2 separate regions of the Homo sapiens genome follow, and region 1 is linked to region 2. The links are chromatin loops, found by intact Hi-C in ENCODE. Cell type or tissue: dorsolateral prefrontal cortex. All regions are shown on one strand. Links, peaks and the distances in the headings refer to the core of each region. The heading gives the core; the rest is flanking DNA.

Region 1 (10,521 bases), core at 804-8,803, 170 kb after region 2:
CCTCCTTGGCTCCAAATTTTGACTCCTTACCTCAGTGCCATGAGGCTTCCACTCTGCTTTTCAACCTTTTCTGTTCGATTTCTCCAACTCTAACCTTGTTCAGCTTAAGAATCAGTAGAGGCCCCAAGGAGGAAATGGGTATGCAGCCTTTACTGGGCTTACTTCTCTGCACTCCCTGGAGTTTGTACCCTCAAGTCTCAGCTGTTCTGGCAGCCCCAAAACTCCAATGTTCACCTCCTGTGCCTCGTGAGATTGATGGAAGTTCTACCACTTTGATGCCTCTTAGCATTCACCTTCTAACCAACTTCGAAACCTCTGTTAGTGCCAAGAACTGGCATTGACTCAGGGATCAAACTGCAAGCAGAGGGTGACGCTCATCTCAGTGACCCACCCTTATCTCCAATATTCTTCCCTTGAGTCCTTACTGCCTCAGTGCCTTCCAGCAGATGTTTTTGATATTATATCTGGTTTTTCTAGATTTCCTTGATGGGAGCATGGTCTGCTACAAACTATACCCTTCTAGCCAAAATCAGGAATATTTTCATCAAGGTATAAACATTAGGCTGGGCACAGTGGCTCACATCTGTAATCTCACCACTTTGGGAGGCTGAGGCGGGCGAATCACTTGAGCCTAGGAGTTAGAGACCAGCCTGGGCAAGATAGTGAAACCCTGTCTCTATAAAAAAATACAAAAATTGGCCGGGCGCGGTGGCTCACGCCTGTAATTCCAGCACTTTGGGAGGCCGAGGCGGGTGAATCACTTGAGCCTAGGAATTAGAAACCAGCCTGGGCAACATAATGAAACCTTGTCTCTACAAAAAAATACAAAAGTTGGCTGGGCACACCAGCTACTCAGGAGGCTGAGGTGGGAGGATTCCTTGAGCCCAGGAGGTAAAGACTGCAGTGAGCCGTGATCACACCACTGCCCTCCAGCCTGGGTGACAGAGTGAGACCCTGTCTCAACAACAACAAAAAGACATTAAAGACATAGTAATGCTTACAGAAGTTATGTTATGTTTTTAACATTGGCATTTCAGGAGTTAAATGCAGATGGCAGCGGTTCCGAGGAAGAGAGGAAGTGCTAATAGCCTCATTTTATAAAGTGACCTGTGATGATTCTAGAAAGAAAAGTAAAAGCAAGTTACTAATATGCTAAATTAGCACAATTCATGGGATGTGATCAAAATGTGCTTTATTTTTCCATTGCTCCTTGCAAATGTCTTCAGTGATGTTCCACTTCTCCTGCTCCAGATGACATCTTGGACTAATCCCGTGACATTTCTGTTCACTGCCAGGTAATAGACTTACCACTGTTATAACTGCCCAACAGGTTCTGGTAGATGCCTAAAACTGTCTCTTTCTTTCATGGCACTTGCAGAGGCTGACCCAGGAGGGTCTCTCTGGGTGAAGTACCTAGGATGTGAGTGGTGCGTCACCTTCAGCTGACCTCTCTCCACTCAACCCTTGGTCCTCTAGCAACTCACTTAACAAGGAGGCTGATTATTTGCATCCATCACATTCCCAGTCTGTCCTCTTAGGCAGGACTTTAAGTGGCTCCAGGGTTCACTCTGCCATGTGGTCCACAAACACTCATGCTCCTATTAAGTGGCCACTGGAGGAGAATGCAGTTATTCCTGAGCGCAACAGCCACCCTCTCGGATTCCATCATCCAAGCTGCTTTCTGGCTCACCATCTAACCTTTGTTGACCTTCAGACTTGATAGGAATAGGAATTAGATACTAGTCCACTCTGTCCCTCAAATCCCCGGGGATACTTTGGGAGCCTCCCCATTTGGTCCAGGGAAAGTCCATGCTTATTTTGAGGAAATGAGGCAGGCGATCTCTGTCTCAGCCCCTTGGTGGGATATGTGGATGAGGCTCACAGTCAACCTTCTCCAAAGAAACCTTCCTCGAACAATGCTCTCATCCTCTCCACTCCAGCGCTTCTATATTCTCCATGAAGTAGTGGGTAAAGAGGAGCTTGAGAGTCATTAAACCGGATGTTGACCATTTCCTTTGTAATCTGCATACAGGACTTGGCTTCACATCCATTTTGGCATATATCTTACTGGCACCTCAGTCAAAATGAAGAGAGGAAGCATCCCACTTTCCCTACTGTTAGGAGTACATTGCTTCAGGTTATGATTACAGCAAATAGAACAACCAACGGTCTCAAATGTAAATGCAAACCATGGCAGGCAGCTAAACCCATGCATGAAACACACTCTGATGTGAGAAAGACTATTGGACTTGCTTTGTCAATTTGTAATTTTCCCACATGGGTACGGGGAAATATTTTGTTTGCTATAAGAAAAGAAAGAGGCCGGGCATGGTGGCTCACGCCTGTAATCCCAGCACTTTGGGAGGCCAAGGCAGGTGGATCACAAGGTCAGGAGTTCAAGACCAGCCTGGCTAAGATGGTGAAACCCCGTCTCTACTAAAAATACAAAAAATTAGCCAGGCGTGGTGGCGGGCGCCTGTAATCCCAGCTACTCGGGAGGCTGAGGCAGAGAATTCCTCGAATCCGGGAGGTGCAGGTTGCAGTGAGCCAAGATCGCGCCACTGCACTCCAGCCTTGGCGACAGACCAAGACTCCATCTCAAAAAAAAAAAAAGAAAAGAAAGAGACCAATGATGAGAAATGTCAATTTACACTCAGCCTCAGCACTAAAGAGCAGTAAGGAGTGGGGACATCTGGGGAAACTGGAAATCTGAGGGACCGACAGTCGTTATTCAGCTCAGGTCAACAGCTGCCATAAAAGAATGCAAACCTCATTTAAATATTTGAGGATTTTTCAAGAGAAGTAGGAAAATCTATATTTTTTTATTTAACTTGATCCTTTAAATGTTGGCTCAAACGTTTTTTCAACAGCATGCAGGCCAAACAACACTACCCATCTATACCCTCTACAAGACAGACACAAAAATAGTGAGCTGAAAACTCATGTATCAGAGCAGAAAGTCAGTAAATATTTATTTAAATTGATGCCTTTACAGATAGTGATTTTAGCACAGTACTTAGACCTGTGAAGAAAACTGAAAGAACAAAAAGCTGAATGAGTTAAAAGTGGTTATCTTTAAGGACAGCGTAAGAAAGACTATAGTTTTTATTATTTATACTATTTTTTGTTGTTTAAATTTTGTTATTACCTTAAGAAAAAAAATTAAAAAGGAATCAAAAATCTCTCCACAAAAACCCAACTCTGGTTTGACTTCCTTAGCTGGAACCTGTATTTCTATCATCAGACAACAGAAACCATTGCATTCCTGCTGCACCGAGGCCATAACAGCAACTCCACCAGCTTTGCAGAAATGATAACTGTGCAAGGTTCATCAAGTTCTGTGACCAGCTTCGGTGTCTGTAGCCTCCTGTCCCACACTGGGTTGCTCAATATCTTGTTCTTTGCACATACCTAATTCTTCCTGGCAGCTCAGAGAGGGTGTTGACCATATCTGAGGACTTGCAGAGCATGTCCCCAACTCAAGGACCACATGGAGCAGCCTGGAGGCCTCCTCCAGCCCCAGCCAATATCCAGTGACTACACGGGATTTTATCACTGAGCTTTCTGTCACCTCCCACTGCCCCCGCTTCATTAATCTAACACCATCCTTGTGGCTACATCTCTACTCACAAAACCCTCTGAGACAGCCACAACCACCCCCATTCACACCCCTAGAATACCTTTGTCTCCGTGGGTTCTCCATCCAGATTACACAAGCACAAGTTTGTATCCTCCATCTTGCAGAACCTCTCCCCAATCCTTGGAACAAGAGTCATTTGTCCTCAGCTTTCTTCCAACAAAAAGATGGCCCAGAAAGATGGTCCAGAGATTACTCCTATCCCAGAATGATATAAACTACAAGATTTTTGTTTTAATAAAAATAGCTGGGCTAGGCACCGTGGCTCACGCCTGTAATCCCCACACTTTGGGAGGCCAAGGTGGGTGGATCAGGAGTTGACGTCAGGAGTTCAAGACCAGCCTGGCCAACACAGTGAACCCTCGTCTCTACTGAAAATACAAAAATTAGCCAGGTGTGGTGGTGGGCGCCTGTAATCCCAGCTACTTGGGAGGCTGAGACGGGGAGAATTGCTTGAACCTGGGAGACAGAGGCTGCAGTGAGCCGAGATCGCATCACTGCACTCCAGCCTGGGTGACAGAGCGAGACTCCATCTCAAAGAAATAAAATCAAATAGCTAACAGTTGTTGAGTGTTTTACTTCACACTGGGTATTGTTCTAATCTCTGTGGTTTAGGTACATTTATCTCCATTTTAAGCCAAGGAAACTGAGGCACAGAAAAGTTAAGTAACCTGCTCAAAGCAAAAACTTAGTAATTGGCAAAGCATTTGTGTTGTTTTTGTTGTTGCTATTGTTGTTGTTGTTTGAGACAGGGTCTCACTCTGTCACCCAGGCTGGAGTACAATGGTGTGATCATGGCTCATTGCAGCCCCAGCCTTCCCGAGCTCAAGCAATTCTCCTACCTCAGCCTCCTAAGTAGCTGGGACGACAAGCGTGTACCACCATGCCTGGCTAATTTTTTTTTTTTTTTTGTACTTTTTGTAGAGTTGGGGTTTCGCCATTTTGCCAGGCTGGCCTCCAACTCCTGAGTTCAAGCAATCCTCCTGCCTTAGCTTCCCAAAGTGTTGAGATTACAAGCATGAGCCATCATGCCTGGCCACAAAGCCTTTGTTTTAACCCTGCTTCGACTCCAGATCCTGTGCTCTTACTACTAAAATTATATAGTATTTCAATATCAAACAGCCCATGAATGCAAAACGATACACCCATAAAATAGGATGTAATCGCCAAAATCTAATTCTATTGCATCTAGAAGATCTTTATCCACAGTGAAAAGAGTTGAACATCATTGACAGGTTTGAATACATTCAATATTTATACTCTTACCTCCCCCCACCATTACAAATTGTCTAAATGGCATTCTAAGCCTTTATGAATTCAATTAAAAAGAAAAATGCCAAGGCCTGCTCGCTAGAGGTCGCTCTCCTAACTATGGGGTCCTGTTAGTCTTATAGAGTAAGACAGCAGAGTAGGCCAAGAAAGTGATGGCAGCAGCCATCAGTGTGACCAGCAGATGGCATTAGAGTCCCACAGATCCTGAGATTGAGCCATAGCTAAGCAACTTCACTAGGCATACCACATCTGTCAAGGCAGGTTATGCTAAGCTTATTATTTTCACAAACGTTTAAATATAACGCTATTTGGTTGTCAAGATAGTCCACCCAAAACTCATACACAACTCATCTTCTGGGAAAACAGAATAAGTAAGATGTGTTGCTAGAAATAAGGTAGTGAAGGAAAAAAATAAGAGGATTGATTGACAGGAATGAAAACTCAGACTGGATTTTGAGGCTGTTTCTGGATGGCTTCCACCAAAAACCATAGACCCATCTAAGATCAGGGATACAAGGAGGGCTCATGGCTTCCAGCATTTTCCATTGGCCCTCAGCAAGGTGCTCCCCAAGATCAGCGGTCAAGAGAGGTGGTCAATACACACCAGGTTACGTGAGGACTTGGTTATTCTAGAGGAACCCAGAACACAAGTCCATGGCCTTTTCAACCATGTTAGGCGTTGGAGGCCACGTCAGCCCCCATGGATCCACTCTACAACTTTATAAAGAATTTGTTAGGCACCAGTGGCTTGCTTCAGAGTTCTAGTTCCTATGCTGTCAGGGAGTCTACAGCATCCCTATCCACAACTTACCTCCAGGATTTTGCTTAATTTCTGTGGAAAGCGATCTCAACTTCCCAGTTCACACACAGATGCAACCAGCATGAGACATTCCTAGAAATCAACAACCTTTGGTGACTGGTCTATCTCATGCTATTCTACATACTGCTTGCTCACTTCACAAATACGACATTCCAAGAGCACAAGGCTATCTGGTAAGGATGAGTATGGAGATAAATATTAACATCTTTTTACTGTGATGATTTAGCTGGAATAATTAAAACTTATATTTCCACTTATGAAGACTCTGCCTTTTGTTTTTTTAATAGAGATGGAGTCTCGCCATGTTGCCCAGGCTGGTCTCGAATTTCTGGGATCAGGCAATCCTTCTGCCTCGGTGGTAAGATTACAGGTGTGAGCCACCGTGCTCGACCTGAAGATTCTGTTTTACCGCAAGTAAAACCTACCCCCCTTTATCAACACTGTAGAGACTGTTAATAAGTGGCGCTTCTCAGAGCCAAGTACTGAGAGCAACAGTCACATCTTGAATGATGACCGAGACCAGCAACAAGTACTTCTACTTGTATTTTTACTGACTTTAGTTTAAAAATTTTTACTCATTTTAGTTTTAAAAGTATGTCTTTTTAAAGATATATATACATTTAAAGTATATCTTTTTTAACATATACTTTTATATCTTGAGATGTAAACCGAGAAAGGTGAAAGCACTAAGGAAAACCACTTTTTAGGCAGGCTGGGGTACTTAGAATAGACCATTCATAGAAGAAAGATTTAAAGGAACCAGAGAGCTCAACCCAAGAGACAGAACACATATCTGGACTTGTTTGTGCACATCTTCTGAATGCCTTTGTAGAGGACTTCCCTTCTCCTTGAACTGTTCTCTCTAACTCCTTGTTCTGCCTATAAATCCTACTCATCATTTAAAGTTTTTGTTGTTGTTGTTGATTTTGTTGTTGTTGTTGTTTTTGTTTTTGAGACAGGGTCTCGCTCAGTCGTCCAGGCTGGAGTGCAGTGGCTCGATCTCAGCTCACTGCAACCTCCGTCTCCCGGGTTCAAGCAATTCTCCTGCCTCAGCCTCCTCAGTAGCTGGGATCACAGGCACACACCACCATGCCCAGTTAATTTTTCTGTTTTTAGTAGAGATAGGCTTTTGCCATGTTGGCCAGGCTGGTCTTGAACTCCTGGTCTCAAGTGATCCACCCCTCCTTGGCCTCCCAAAGTGCTGGGATTACAGGCATGAGTCACCATGCCTGGCCTAACGTTAAATTTAAATAGTTCCTCCCCTGTAAAATATTCTCCAACCTCCTCAACCACGGTCAGAATCAACAGCTCCAACGTCTCACCCCTCAGTATGTTTTACAAATTGCCATCATTTGTAAAAATCTATCCCATAGTAATAAAAGCGAACAAAGTGCCATTATTAAAGAGTTTATCAATTAAGTCATTGTCAGGCAGGTGACTTGCTGCAGTGGGCTTAGGGGTTAAGAACACAGGCTCCAGCAGCAGACGGTGGCGTTAATTCTTGGTTCTTCCACATACTAGCTGTGTGGTCTCAGGTACGTCATTAAACTTGACCCTGCCTTGTGTCCTCATCCATAAAATGGAGGCAACAGGTCCAGGCGTGGTGGCTCAGGCCTGTAATCCCAGCACCTTGGGAGGCTGAGGCTGCAGGACCACTCGAGCCCAGGAGTTCAAGACCAGCCTGGGCAACATAGTGAGACCACATCTCCACAAAAATGTTTAAAAATTAGCCAGGCATGGTGGTGTATGACTGTGGTCCCAGCTACTCGAGAGGCTGAGGCCGGAGGATTGCTTGAGCCTGGGAGGTCGAGGCTGCAGCAAGATGTGATCGTACCACTGCACTCCAGCCTGGGTGACAGAATGATCCTGTCTCAAAAAAAAAAAGAAAAGAAAAGAAAAGAAAGTAACAATATTATCTTATTGGATTGTTGGGATGATTAAATAATATAAAATATGACAACAGAACAGTGCCTGGCATAAAACAGTCCTCCATAAAATGTTAACTTTGTATTAGTTTACCTACTAGATAGGTTGTTCCTCACTGTATATCAGAATCACTGGGGATATTTAAAAACAAACAAACAACAACAACAAAAAAACCTGATGTCCAGGCCCTACCCAAGACCTATTTTAAAAGATTGTTGAGGCTGGGTGCAGTGGCTCACACCTGTTATCCCAGCGCTTTGGGAAGGAAGGCAGGTGGATCACCTGCAGTCAGGAGTACAAGACCAGCCTGACCAATATGGTGAAACCCCAACTCTACCAAAAATACAAAAATTAGCCGGGCATGGTGGCGTATGCCTGTAGTCCCAGCTATTCAGGAGGCTGAGACAGGAGAATTGCTTGAACCCAGGAGGCGGAGGTTGCAGTGAGCTGAGATCGCGCCACTGCACTCCAGCCTGGGTGACAGAGCGAGACTCCATCTCAAAAAAAAAAAAAAAAGGCTATTGAGGTGGCTTCCGTTATTCGTGTTTCAAATCTTCCCTGGTAAGTAGCATGCTCCAGGGTTGGGGACCACTGTGTTGGATTGTGACCCCTTTGACAACAGGAACTAATTGTCTCTGCATCCCCAGCACGTGGGTTACTGTCTCAGACATGTATGAATTTAGTAACGTCTGTTGCACGGAACAGAGGATCTGAGAAGATCTAGAAGGATGTAAAATCCAAGTGTATCCTCAAAGCACCTCCTAAGACCCTGCTATGGCTTTAGATGTAACTATTTCCCATCATTATACCTCTGTGCCTCGGAGAGAAGGCTTACCTGAGTACCGTTAAGGACACTTGGGGACTAAAGGGTGGGAGAAGAACATTGGTCAACTGCAAAATTTTTCATGGAAACGCAGAATTCATACTGATAGTGTCAGAGGTATTTGAACCACAGCAACTCCATCTTGAATAGGGGCTGGGTAAAATGAGGCTGAGACCTACTGGGCTGCATTCCCAGATGGTTAGGCATCCTAAGTCACAGGATGAGATAGGAAGTCAGCACAAAATACAGGTCATAAAGATCTTGCTGATAAAACAGTTTGCAGTAAAGAAACCGGCCAAATCCCACTAAAACCAAGATGGCGATGAGAGTGACCTCTGGTCGTCCTCACTGCTACACTCCCACCAGTGCCATGAAAGTTTACAAATGCCATGGCAATGTCAGGAAGTTGCCCTATATGGTCCGTAAAGAAGAGGCATGAAAAATCCACCCCTTGTTTAACATATCATCAAGAAATAACTTGGCCAGGTGCGGTGGCTCACGCCTGTAATCCCAGCACTTTGGGAGGCCAAGGTGGGAAGATCATGAGGTCAGGAGTTCGAGACCAGCCTGGCCAATATGATGAAACCCCATCTCTACTACAAATACAAAAATTAGCCGGGCATGGTGGCACGTGCCTGTAGTCCCAGCTACTCAGGAACCTGAGACAACTTGAACCCGGGAGGCGGAGGTTGCTGTGAGCTGAGATTGCACCACTGACTCCAGCCTGGGCAACAGAGCAAGACTCTATCTCAACAACAAAAAAAAAAAAAAGAAAGAAAGAAAAAGAAAAAAAGAAATAACTATAAAAATGGGCAATCAGCAGCCCTCGGGGCTGCTCTGTCTATGGAGTAGCCATTCTTGATTCCTTCACTTTCCTAATAAACTTGTTTTCTCTTTACTCTGCAGATTCACCCTGAATCTTGTATTGCATTAGATCCAAGAACCCTCTCTTGGGGTCTGGATCGGGACCTCTTTCCTGTAACAATAGAGCAGCAAAAATTATGAAGTTAAGCTAAAGCCTCATTGGGGGAATTGAGAAAATACCTTCAATTCCTGTTTGATAGCACCGTCCAGTCTCAAACACTGTTCACCAGAAATCTCCTGAGTCCTGTCAGCATTGGCATTTCTCTGGAGATGTGAAATTTGCTATGCCAAGGCACACGGTGCCTGATAAAACCTAACTAGCTTGACGGAAAAATGTTGAACCATCAAAGGCCTCTGAAGGATAAAGGACACGGATTTTAGAAGTTGGAAACAAAGTAACCAGGAATTTTCCCACAAGACTCTAGAGGCTGTTAGAACTATGAGAGAGCATAGGAGAATTTTTATATTACTTTAGAAAGGCTGATTGTTGTGAAGTGTGCAAACAGAAAATAGAAAGGTTTGGATTCCTGAAATTAGAAGCTATTCTTCTTTTTGTGTGTGTCTTTTTTGCAATGTAAAGCACAAACTGTGAAGGGGACAACATTTTGAAGCACTTTGTTTTGTTTTGTTGAGACATGGTCTCACTCTGTCACCCAGGCTGGAGTGCGATGGTGCGATCTCGCCCACTGCAGCCTCCACCTCCCGGGTTCAAGTAATTCTCCCACCTCAGCCTCCCAAGTAGCTGGGACTACGGTTGTGCACCACCACAGTCAGCTAATTTTTTTGTGTATTTTTTTGGTAGAGACAAGGTTTCACCATGTTGGCCAAGCTGGTCTTGAACTCCTGACCTCAAGTGATCCGCCCGCCTCGGCCTCCCAAAGTGCTGGGATTACAGGTGTGAGCCACCACACTCAGCCAACACTTTGTTATTCTTGAGTGTTCTTTCACCTTGCCATCCCAATTCAATAGAGCTCAGTTTTTGGTTTTTTGTTTCTTTTGAGACAGAATCTCACTCTGTTGCCCAGGCTGGAGTGCAGTGGGACGATCTCGGCTCATTGCAACCTCTGCCTCAGTCTCCGAGTAGCTGGGATTACAGGCACATGCCACCATGCCCGGCTAATTTTTGTATTTTTACTAGAGATGGGGTTTCGCCGTATTGGCCAGGCTGGTCTAGAACTC
Region 2 (10,521 bases), core at 1,333-9,332:
CTTCCACCACCTTTCGGTTCTGAGGCCTCTGCTTGAGTTCAGGCCCTTTCAACTCTCACCAGGAGACAGGCCCAACAGCCACCTCCTCAACCCTCCCCATTGCCACGGCTCTGTCATCAAGACACCAGCTTTCAAAGCTCTGTATTATATCTCTATTATCTAGTGAATTCAGAACAAACTCCCTAAAAGTCAATGTCTCCCAAACTGTGATTCACAGACCACCCCAAAAGACTTACCTGGCCACCTGTTAGACATGCGGCCGTCACTATACATGACGTTACCAGAATTTCTGGGAGTTAAAGCCAAGAACTCTTTCATCCTGACTAGTGACTCTGATGTCCACTAACAGCTAAGTACCCACATCCTAAATCTTGCATTCAAAAGACAAGGCTAGACACATCTGGCTATGATGGACTAACATCTATCAAGCCAACCCCGACAAAACTAAAAAAGAAATAAAGACGAGCTGGCTGTTTGAAGGTAATAGAGAACAGCAAAGGCAACCAGGACTTGAGGGGTCACAACCCTGGAAAGACATGAAAGTGAATCCAACCTTCTCTCCCACATTTCCGTTTAAGGCTTTTCTGGTTCCACAGCAGCCCGCAGGAGAGGCCAGGCAGGAAGCAGCCAGGGCTCTGAGTACAGGAGAAGCACCATCTGATTGCTTTAATAAGAGCAAACAAGAGAATAAAGCCATCTTTCATTCTATCCTCTATAGATAACCAATGTGGGCATTTTGATGTATTTCCTTCTTGTCTTTTTTAAATATACAGTCATATCATCTCAGAATTTTAATGTATGAGAGCATTAGAACCTAAAAACATGAAGGGACTACCCAAAGGTCAAATAGTCCCCATTAAATATATTTTAAAATCCACCTTGTCCCATTTACAAGAGCCCAATCATATATTAAAAAGAGAAAAGAAGTAGATACACTATTCTCTAGAATTTTGAGTGGTAAGATTACAGGTTAAAATTAAGTAGATCAATGCGATTCATAATGCTAATGATGTAAATGTTTTTCCCTCATCCTCAAAACCTTTTATCAGGCCAAACTTACCCACCTAAGTGCCTCTAGGGGAGACGTCAGGCTCTAATGCCTCTTGATTCAAACCCTATTTGCTATCTACGCAAGCTCAGACACATCAGGGTTTGGTTTCCTTAACTCTAAGATGAAGATGATAAAAGCACCCGATATCAAATAAGCATTGTGAAGGCGAAATGAGATAATGCATGGGAAGCCTTAGCAAGAGCCTGGCCCTTAAAGAATCGTGATAAAGGCCAGGCGCGGTGGCTCACTCCTGCAATCCCGGCACTTTGGGAGGCTGAGGCAGGAGGATCGTTTTGAGCTCAGGAATTTGAAACCAGCCTGGGAAACGGAAACATAATGAGACCTCGTTTCTACTAAAGTTCAAAAAAAAAAAATTAGCCAGGTGTGGTGATGCATGCCTGTGGTTCCTGCTACTTAGGAGGCTGAGGCAGGAGGATCTCTTGAGCCCCGGAGGTCAAAGCTGCAGTGAGCCCTGAATATGCCACTGCACTCCAGCCTGGGTGACAGAGGAAGACCCTGTCTCAAAAACGAGAGAAAGAGAGAGAGAGAGAGAAATGCTATACATGTCAGCTGCTCACTGCTGCCTCCCTACTAAATTGCCAGCTTCCGGACACGGATTTCATTTACACCTAACTCACCTGGCTGTCCCTAGCATAAAGCAGAGTAATTGGTACAAAAAAGGAAATTTGTACTTTTTTGGTTTTAGCTTTTAGAAAGGGAGCTAATGGTTGAAATAAAAATCTAATGAAGGTTTATCAAAATGTCATTCACAATAAATATGTATGGTATGTTTATCTGTATATGTGTGTATATACACTTATGTATCTCTATAGCCTGTATACTTACAACGCAAACTGAAAGACTACAATATTCTCCTGTGTTTAAGAAGTTTTGTGAATTGTGTTTTGGGGTGAGTGCCATTCTGGATTAAGAACTGAAGCTGGTGTTTCTTGTTTGCTTCATTTCCCGATGCAGAGCACCTTGAAGATGGAAAGAACCTTGAGTCAACAGATAACTTACTAATTTACGTAGGACCCCACTAACCAGCACAGAGATGGGGGCACACTCCCTATTTTAGGTGATATGTGAAAACTTTCTGTGCAAACACAAACAGCTCCCATCAGAGGCCAATATTATATAGCCACTATGGGGAGGTAAACTCAACCAAGAGAAGCCGAATTCCTGTTTTTACCCTGAAGAGTAACTATTCAGTGGTTTGCTGAATACATCAGGGCATGAGTGTTTCTGGCTAAATAATACCTGCATGGAATTACATGTTGCAATTTTAGGAATAACGGAATTAGGTAAATAGGAAAAACAAATTATACATTAAAAAAGTTTACTGAATAGCTGATTAATTACTATGCAGCCAATTTTATTCACATCTTACAGGTGCGCTTCTCACTGGACAATTAACACCTGACCATGGCTGTCCACAGAGGAAATTGCAAACTGGTCCATAGATATGTTTTGTTTGGTCTACGTCAAAAAAAAAAAAGCTATAGACAATTTTGTGAACACTGGGAAATGTCACATAGAAACCCAGATTTACAGCTTCATTTGACAAGAACAAAAAAATGACAAAAATCAGAAGCTCTGGAAACTTCACATCCACAATCAGCAGAAACCAGACAACACATGGCTTTGGGTTTGCCACAGTCTCCACCACTCCCTACTGTCACGCCCCCACACTGCAACTTCTGACATTGCCTCCTGGCCCCTATAGGCAACCGTGTTTGCAATTCCTGTTACAAGTCTCAGTGTGATTCCTGTTACAAGTCTCAGGGCCATTCCTGGTCTTTGGTGTTCACTTCTGCAGTGTCTTTTTTATTCTGGACTCTCATGGGTTTTGCCAAAAGTACAGGTTCAAATTCCATCTACACTGATTCAACGTTCACAACGCCCACCTACTAAGACAAAAGAGCTTTTTGCTTTGAAATGCAACATGTTTGTGACTCAGTATTGCTCTTTTCTGATTTTTCTTTCCCTCACTTCTCATCTCCATGCTTTGTTCAAAGCCAAAACCTGAGTGCTAAGTGAGGAAGCTCAACTATTTTCTCGCAATGGAGGGGAGGGGGTTACATTCTGCTCCCCTATTCGAGTCAGGTCTGGAAATTCCACATGAAAGCTAAACAGGTCCTTTCGGACCCATGAAACATGCCCCTTCTGTGTGTTCCTGGGCTGAGCACTCACAGGGACAGGACGGAAGGATGCCCTGGGCCTGGGGTTTAACAGGTGGCTAAGAGCCCGAGGGGATACCAGCTTTAACTCTTCCCTCCCTATTCTGCAGAAAGGACACTTACAAGCCAAGGTTCATTACTCATCTACTTAAATATGTCACCACTGTCCTTACTGGAAACATTGTCTTTCTTAATCAGTTATTATGTATTAGCAAAAAACTGTGGACAGGCATTATGAGGAAGAGTCTGGCTTATGTCACCTATTTCCATAGAGTCCACATGAGTGGTGTAGACCCCTGATTCTCCCATTTTATCCTGTACCAGAATTCCCTGAGGAGTCTGTTAGCTTCCTGGATCCCACCCCCAGAGTTTCTGATTCTGCAGGTCTGGGGTGAGGCCCAGGAATTTACATGTCTATGTTCCCAGGTGAGGCTGGTGTTGAAGAAGTGAGTTCAAGAACAATGGTGACAGGATGTTGAGACGCCCCGCATGTATGTGCCTGGGAAACGGTCTCTTGAAAAGCTTGGTTTAAACACTCATTAAGTTTCTCTATTCCACGGTGCCAATCTCTACCGGGTTTTTTTAATGTGGGGGGTTCTTTTGGTAGACACAGGGTCTCACTATGTTGCCCAAGTTGATCTCGAACTCCTGGGCTCAAGCCATCCTCCTGTCTCAGCCTCCCGAAGTGCTGGGATCATAGGCGTGAGCCACTATGCCCGGCCTGTCCATCTCTGATTTGATCCAAGTAAGAATGAAGAATTTCTCCAGCTCCAGGAAGGGTTTTTCTTTAATCAGCTTTATGTAAAATTCTTCAAATTGGCCTGGGGTGCTTAGAATCAAACCACTTCAAACCATGTGTCTCCAGGCATCTTAATAGCAAAGAGTATTTATGTTTTTTTAAATACTTATTAGTAACAATTTAAGGCTTTAGTGTACAGAGTCGTTTCCTAAATGCCACCCACAGTTGTGTCATCTGCTCATGGTTAGTTTAAGACTCCAGTTGGTATCTCTGTTAAGATGGTGCTGACAACTTTAACAGGTGTTACATGAAGTCTGATCCACCCTACATATTAAGCTAGTTTTCCTCTATTTCAAAGATCATATTCCAACTAGTATTTTGACTTGATTCTCCTGAAGACAATGTAATATAAAATTACTGTGAGAACATGCAAAATTGTTCAATTAATGCATATGTAAGTAAAATTAGAAACACACACACACACACACACACACACACACACATCCACTCCCAATCCCAAAGCACTGAATTTCCCCTTTCCACAAATCTCTGAAAATAGGAAATAGAATGCTTCCTTTCACTAAAAGGTTATCCTCAGGAAAGCATGATTCAGATTATCATAATCGCCGCCTTTTCTGATAGAAAGCACGTAGGGGTTTTCCTCTGATGGAGCTGACAGACTGTCTCCTTTTGGGGGACTCACAGCTGGGTGTGAGCAAGGGGTTAAGGCTTCCAGGTTATTTTATTATCAGCCTCCCTCCTTAAGTTCCCTCTCCCACTCCCTCCCCTCTATGGAGAAGTGATATATTATGTGTTTAAAACTGCCCAGCTCTTGTTGAAAATTTCTCAAAATGCCATCTATTCCACCAAAAGTATGGGAGCTATAGTTTCTAAAGCAAACATTAGGATAGTCTTTCAGTAGGGCAAAATATTTTAAGTCAGATACACCAGTTTCTTTACTCAAATACTTTAAAAGTTTTCACATAGAAAGCTTTCTAATTTCTACATCTTATTGATTCGCATTCTAAGGAACTGCTTTGCTTTAATAAACAACCATATTTGCCCTTCTGATCCCAGGTTTAAAAATGTTCAATCAGCCATTTGATGTCAAAGAAAACAAAGTAGGCTAAGTCCAATTTCACAAAAACTCTATTCATAGATGAATAAACAGCTTCAGAAACTAGCCGCAGCAAAAAGTGCCAGAAAATAACAATGATGTGAACAAGGCAGAAAGACAGAGGGCGCTCTCTATTCTAAATGACCATCATACTTGGCCAGAGAGGAGCCAGGGGCAGAGGAGAGCATCTACCTTAGCCCTGGCAGGAGGGGAAAGAATGAGCAGACATCCCAACTTCAAATATAATGTTTACATTACTGAGATTGGAAGCTGTCAATGACCCAACTGTAACTAGAACTTGGCTTCACAAAGGCTGAAACTGCCAACACCTGAATCCAAGACACCATCGCCTCCAGAATACTGCAATGCCTTCCAGCTGGATTTCCTGAATTCATTTCTGCTCAAAAACCCTGACTGATCTTTCAACACACAGATCAAATACTGTCACTCTCTGCTTTCCACCGTAACTATTAAAAAATAAAAATAAAAAATTGCACCTCCCTGACCACGACTTGTAAGAACCTACATGATCTGGCCTCTGTGTGTCTCTCTCACCTGCTCTTCACCCATCACCCCCACCCTCGCTCTCATGACCCCACCACAACTTCCTTTTCTCAAACTCTCCAAGCCGGTTCGCACCTCAGGGCCTTTGCATGAGTTATTCCCTCTCCTAGAATGCCCTTCTCCCTAATTTTCTGATGGCTGGTTCCTTCCTACCATTCATGCCTAAATGTCACCTCTGAAAGGCTTTCTGATGACGTCATCCAAAGGAGTCCCCCACCCAGTCCCTCTCCTTCACCTCTCTGCTTTATTTTCTGATTTATGCTTATCAGTAGAAATTTTCTTATCATCTGTTTTGTGGTTGGTGGTGGCGTTTGTCACCCACACATCTACCACACTAAAGCCGGGACTATGGATTCCCAGCACTTAGAACAATACCTAAAACCGAGAAGATTCCCCTAAGAACAGGGGGAAAGCGTCCAAGGAAACAATGAGAAGACCGAAGACGGACTTGATTTAACTTACCTCCTGTATAACAACAAAAGGGTGAATGGAATTGTCATAAATTATTAATAAGCACATGAAGGGTGACAATCAGCCACAACAATATTAAACATTTAAATAAAAATATCCCAATTACACCACCAGTTAACTTGAGTTATTATTGATCATGAATAATAAGTGGGTAAACACATACGCCATACGTTATGCAAGGGGCTTTCCCTGTATTTCCTCTTTTAATTCCACACATATGCCATACGTTATGCAAAGGGCTTTCCCTATATTTCTTCTTTTTTTTTTTTTGAGATGGAGTTTTGCTCTTGTCGCCCAGGTTGGAGTGCAGTGGCACGATCTCAGCTCACTGCAACCTCTGCCTCCCGGGTTCAAGAGATTCTCCTGCCTCAGTCTCCTGAGTAGCTGGGATTACAGGTGCCCACCACCATGCCCAGCTAATTTTTTTTTTTTTTTTTTAGTAGAGACGGGGTTTCACCATGTTGGCCAGGCTGGTCTCAAACTCCTGACCTCAGGTGATCCACCCACCTCGGCCTCCCAAAGTGCTGGGATTACAGGCGTGAGCCACCACACCCAGCCTCCCACACTTGTTGGTTAGGAAGGAACTAGAAGGCACCACCTGGATAGAGCAGAAACCAGGGACGGGACAGGACCACAGAACAGAAGCCTGTGAGGCCTGGTCCCAGCTCCTCACCTCTGGACCTTGGACAATTCATTTCACTTCCAAAAGCCTCCTCCATGCTGCTCATCTGCAGTGGAAACTGCCTTCCTGTGCATCTCCAGGCTTCAGAAGAGTCAAATGAGAACAAATGCAGAAGTGCCCTCAGAGCTCATGAAAATAACATCTGATTTTTTCACTTAAAGCTTACATAATGGGTAAGCCAGTGATGACACGCCAGAAATAGCATAAATGAGAGGAAAGAGAGAAAGCAAGGCAAGAACGCTCAGGTCCGGGAGCTAGAAGACAACACGCTGGGTGAAAAGAGAGGCAGTGACACAGGCATGGGGACACAGACGGGAGGGCCCCTCTCGCTTCCTCACAATAAGGGGAATGCACGAAGGAGCCGGAGCAGGAGTTGTCACTTGCCAATCTCCATGGATAAAGGATGGAGCTACCCCAGTCTCAGCGCAACTCATATATTTGTGCCAAGTTTTTAGAACTGCCATGGTTATTTATTCCTGAAATGACATTTGGTGTCATTTCCCATCAACAATAAAATCTCCACCAAAAGTCAGTTAAGTGTGGTAAACCCCGTGTGGTCACCAACTATAGGATAGTGTGACTAGCCAAAAGCCCATCTCATCCTCCTAGGTCCTACTGAGGATCCTGAGAACAAACTTCAACCACAGTGACCACTGACCACCCCACAACTCCCTTCTTACTACTTGTGTTAAAGATTTTTTTTTAAAGGGGGGCAGGGGTTGGTCCTGAGCATGGTGGCTCCCATCTGTAATTCCAACACTTTGGGAGACCGAGCCGGGAGGATCACTGCAGACCAGGAGTTCCAGACCAGCCTGGGCAATACCACAAGACCCATCTCTACAAAGATTTTTTTTTTAATTAGCCAGGTGTAGTGGCATGTGCCTGTGGTCCCAGCTACTTGGGAGGATGACACAGGATGATCACTCAAGCCTCAAGCCCTGGAGTTTGAGGCTAAAATGAGCTATGATCGTACCACTGCTTTCTAACCTGGGCAAGAGAGCAAGACCCTGCCTCTTATTTAAAAAAAAAAAAAAGGCTGTTATAAGAACTCTTCAAGGAATAAGGAAGAAATCTCAAGGGAAATGTCTCACTTATTTTGCTAAGAATTGCCTGATGCTGTTGCTAGGTGGTGCTTATAAATATAAGCACACACCGTAAGACTGGTTTTTTACTTTAATTAGTGGCAAAGACAAGCCTTCTCAAATTAAGTGTCATCATTCCAGAATGTAAATAAAACAGCTGGAGTACATACCAGACCAGATAGCCCAATACTACAATAGCAGGACTCTAGCAAAGTTTGAAAACACATTTGCAGCTACGTGCTAGAACAGTGCTTCTCTAATTGTGATGGGTGCACGAATCGCCAGGGGATCTTATTAAAATGCAGATTCTGATTCGGCAGGCCCAAGCTTCTGCATCTCTAACAAGCTCCCAGGTGATGCTGAAGTTGCTGGTCACAGACCAGGTACCAGACAGGGGCCAACAGTTGACAGCAAAAACCATCCTATGCCATGCTCACTGCAAGCCCAGGTACTATTTTTTAAAAGTGAGGAAATATGGCTCAAACTAATTTACCCAAGGAAAGCTCACGAAATTTGCAAGAGGCATTTATCACTCCGCTAATCAAGAACCTTCCTGATCAGCTGCAAGTTCTGCCCCGGATCCTCTGACCAGCTGGTAAACGGCAGAGAAATCTCTTTGACACTGACAGGTGCCCCTGGATGATAAGAATACACCTTATGAAAGACTTCACTGCTCAGAGAAAACAGTTTGTGTCCTGGAGCTATAGGAAAAAGGAAGAGAGAAAGCAATAAAAACAAGGAGTAGAAATGTATGGAGAGCTTACATAAGATCACACAGTCAAAAGCAGAACTGGGATACAAACTGAGTCCGGCTCCAGAGCCCATGCTCTGAACCATTCAGCTCCACCCCCTGGTACAAGTAATCAAAGTGACAAAGTGATGGAGTACAGGAGAGCCCCAAGGAGACCACAACTACTAATTAGGGGACCCTGAGCAAATTCTCTCTCTGCTTCAGTTTCTTTAATATGGGCTGGAAATTATTCAAACACCTCACTGGGTTTTCTAAGGATGAAATCAAAGAGGCTGGACAGGTGCAATGTCTCACATTTGTAATCCCAGCACTCTGGGAGGCCGAGGTGGGAGGATCACTTGAGCTCAGGACAAGATCAGCCTGGGCAACAGAGTGAGACCCCATCTCTGTATTAAAAAATAATAAGTAAAGAAGTTTTATAATGAGAGAGCCTAAATAAACACTTAGAACAGCGTCTGCCAAGATAATAAGTGCATCAATCAATGTTTTTCTGTTATTAAGAGAATTTTATCACTGGAGTGCAGGAGAGTGAATGGAACCAAGGAGAGGGTGGAATGAAGAGCTTTTCTGAACTATGGCCAAATGGTAGACCTACGGCTGCTAAAACAAAAAGGCCTCCCTTTCCCAGGGACCACAGAGACTAAAAGAGAAGGTATAACCTAAACTGGAATCAAGGTAACAGAAAGAACTGCCTCTGTCTGGACGGTGGCAGGAAGGGCCTAACAGTGCAAGGTAGTACATTGCAGTTGACCTGTGATGTATCAGATCTCTGTAGTTAACTTGGAAATTCCAGACTTTCCATGGCCAAATAGTCAAGCACCTTAAGACTGCTATGTGTCATAAACAAATAGACACGACAGGGAAAGAGCAAGTCCCGTGGCTTAGACCTTGAGCAAGAAAGCCCCCTTTTCTCTTGGTTGGTGATGGGGACTGCTACCAACACTAGCAGCACCAGAAGCTGGCCAGAGAGACTTCTGTCCTGGGACCAAAGGTGGGTTTTAGAGATGTGCTGACTCAACTACACAATTTTATTATTATTATTATTTTTTTTTTTTTTTTTTTGAGACAGAGTCTCACTCTGTCGCCTAGGCTGGAGTGCAGTGGCACGATCTCGGCTCACTGCAGCCTCCGCCTCCCGGGTTCATGCCATTCTCCTGCCTCAGCCTCCCGAGTAGCTGGGACTACAGGCGCCCACCACCACACCCGGCTAATTTTTTTTGTATTTTTTAGTAGAGATGGGGTTTCACCATGTTGGTCAGGATGGTCTCGATCTCCTGACCTTGTGATCCGCCCACCTCGGCCTCCCAAAGTGCTGGGATTACAGGCGTGAGCCACCGCGCCTGGCCAACTACACAATTGTTGAGAGCCTACCCACTCGAGGCTGATCAACAGCCAAGGCTAGGACAGTTCTGCTGGGACAACCAGTCCCACGTCTTCCTCGTCGAAGGCACTCCCCAGTGGCCTTTTTAAAGCAGAAAAACGACTTGTGGTAGCTGCATTTGACAATGAAATTTCTCATATTTAAATCAAGCTTAGAGAAAAGGACCTCATATAAGTTCAGATTTTGACCTAAGAAGGTTGGACAGGAATGAAGATATAATGCTTTTTCTAAAACAGGGCTGGATATAAGTAGGGAATGTGGCACATGTGTACTCTGAGAACTGAGCTATGAAAATCAGTGCATGTAAATCCCTGTTGCCTGCCTACCAATATCTATTCTCCCCTTTTTCCTTTCTGACCAAACTCCAAGTTTTTTTCAGGGCCACAATGTACCAAACTTAAAAAAAAAGAAAGGAAGGGAAAAAGCAAAAAAGGAAGAAGAAATGAAAAGGAAAAGAAAGGAAAAGAGAGGAAAGGGGAGGAAGGAGGTAGTGAGGGAGGGAG

Evidence for each region. Peaks named below come from ENCODE experiments on the same cell type or tissue, not always from the same donor. Only the 100,000 strongest peaks of a DNase experiment are listed, where the experiment ranks them.
Region 1: a loop joins it to region 2, with 9 times the contacts of the local background. A loop is called at or near these places in 11 of 110 quality-filtered maps.

Annotation. Positions count from the first base shown.
Region 1 is chr6:154,670,717-154,681,237 of GRCh38, forward strand. No RefSeq gene overlaps it. Among named protein-coding and RNA genes, the nearest start is that of SCAF8, 57 kb to the right of the region's middle. In dorsolateral prefrontal cortex, for the core only: CTCF peaks have their summits at 5,043 (motif pointing right) and 5,243; a DNase peak (open chromatin) is centred at 5,035.
Region 2 is chr6:154,495,817-154,506,337 of GRCh38, forward strand. The region is part of intron 1 of CNKSR3 (CNKSR family member 3); the gene reads right to left. Among named protein-coding and RNA genes, the nearest start is that of CNKSR3, 9.6 kb to the right of the region's middle. In dorsolateral prefrontal cortex, for the core only: CTCF peaks have their summits at 5,192 and 5,393; a DNase peak (open chromatin) is centred at 5,214; H3K4me3 peaks cover 589 bases; H3K27ac peaks cover 4,614 bases.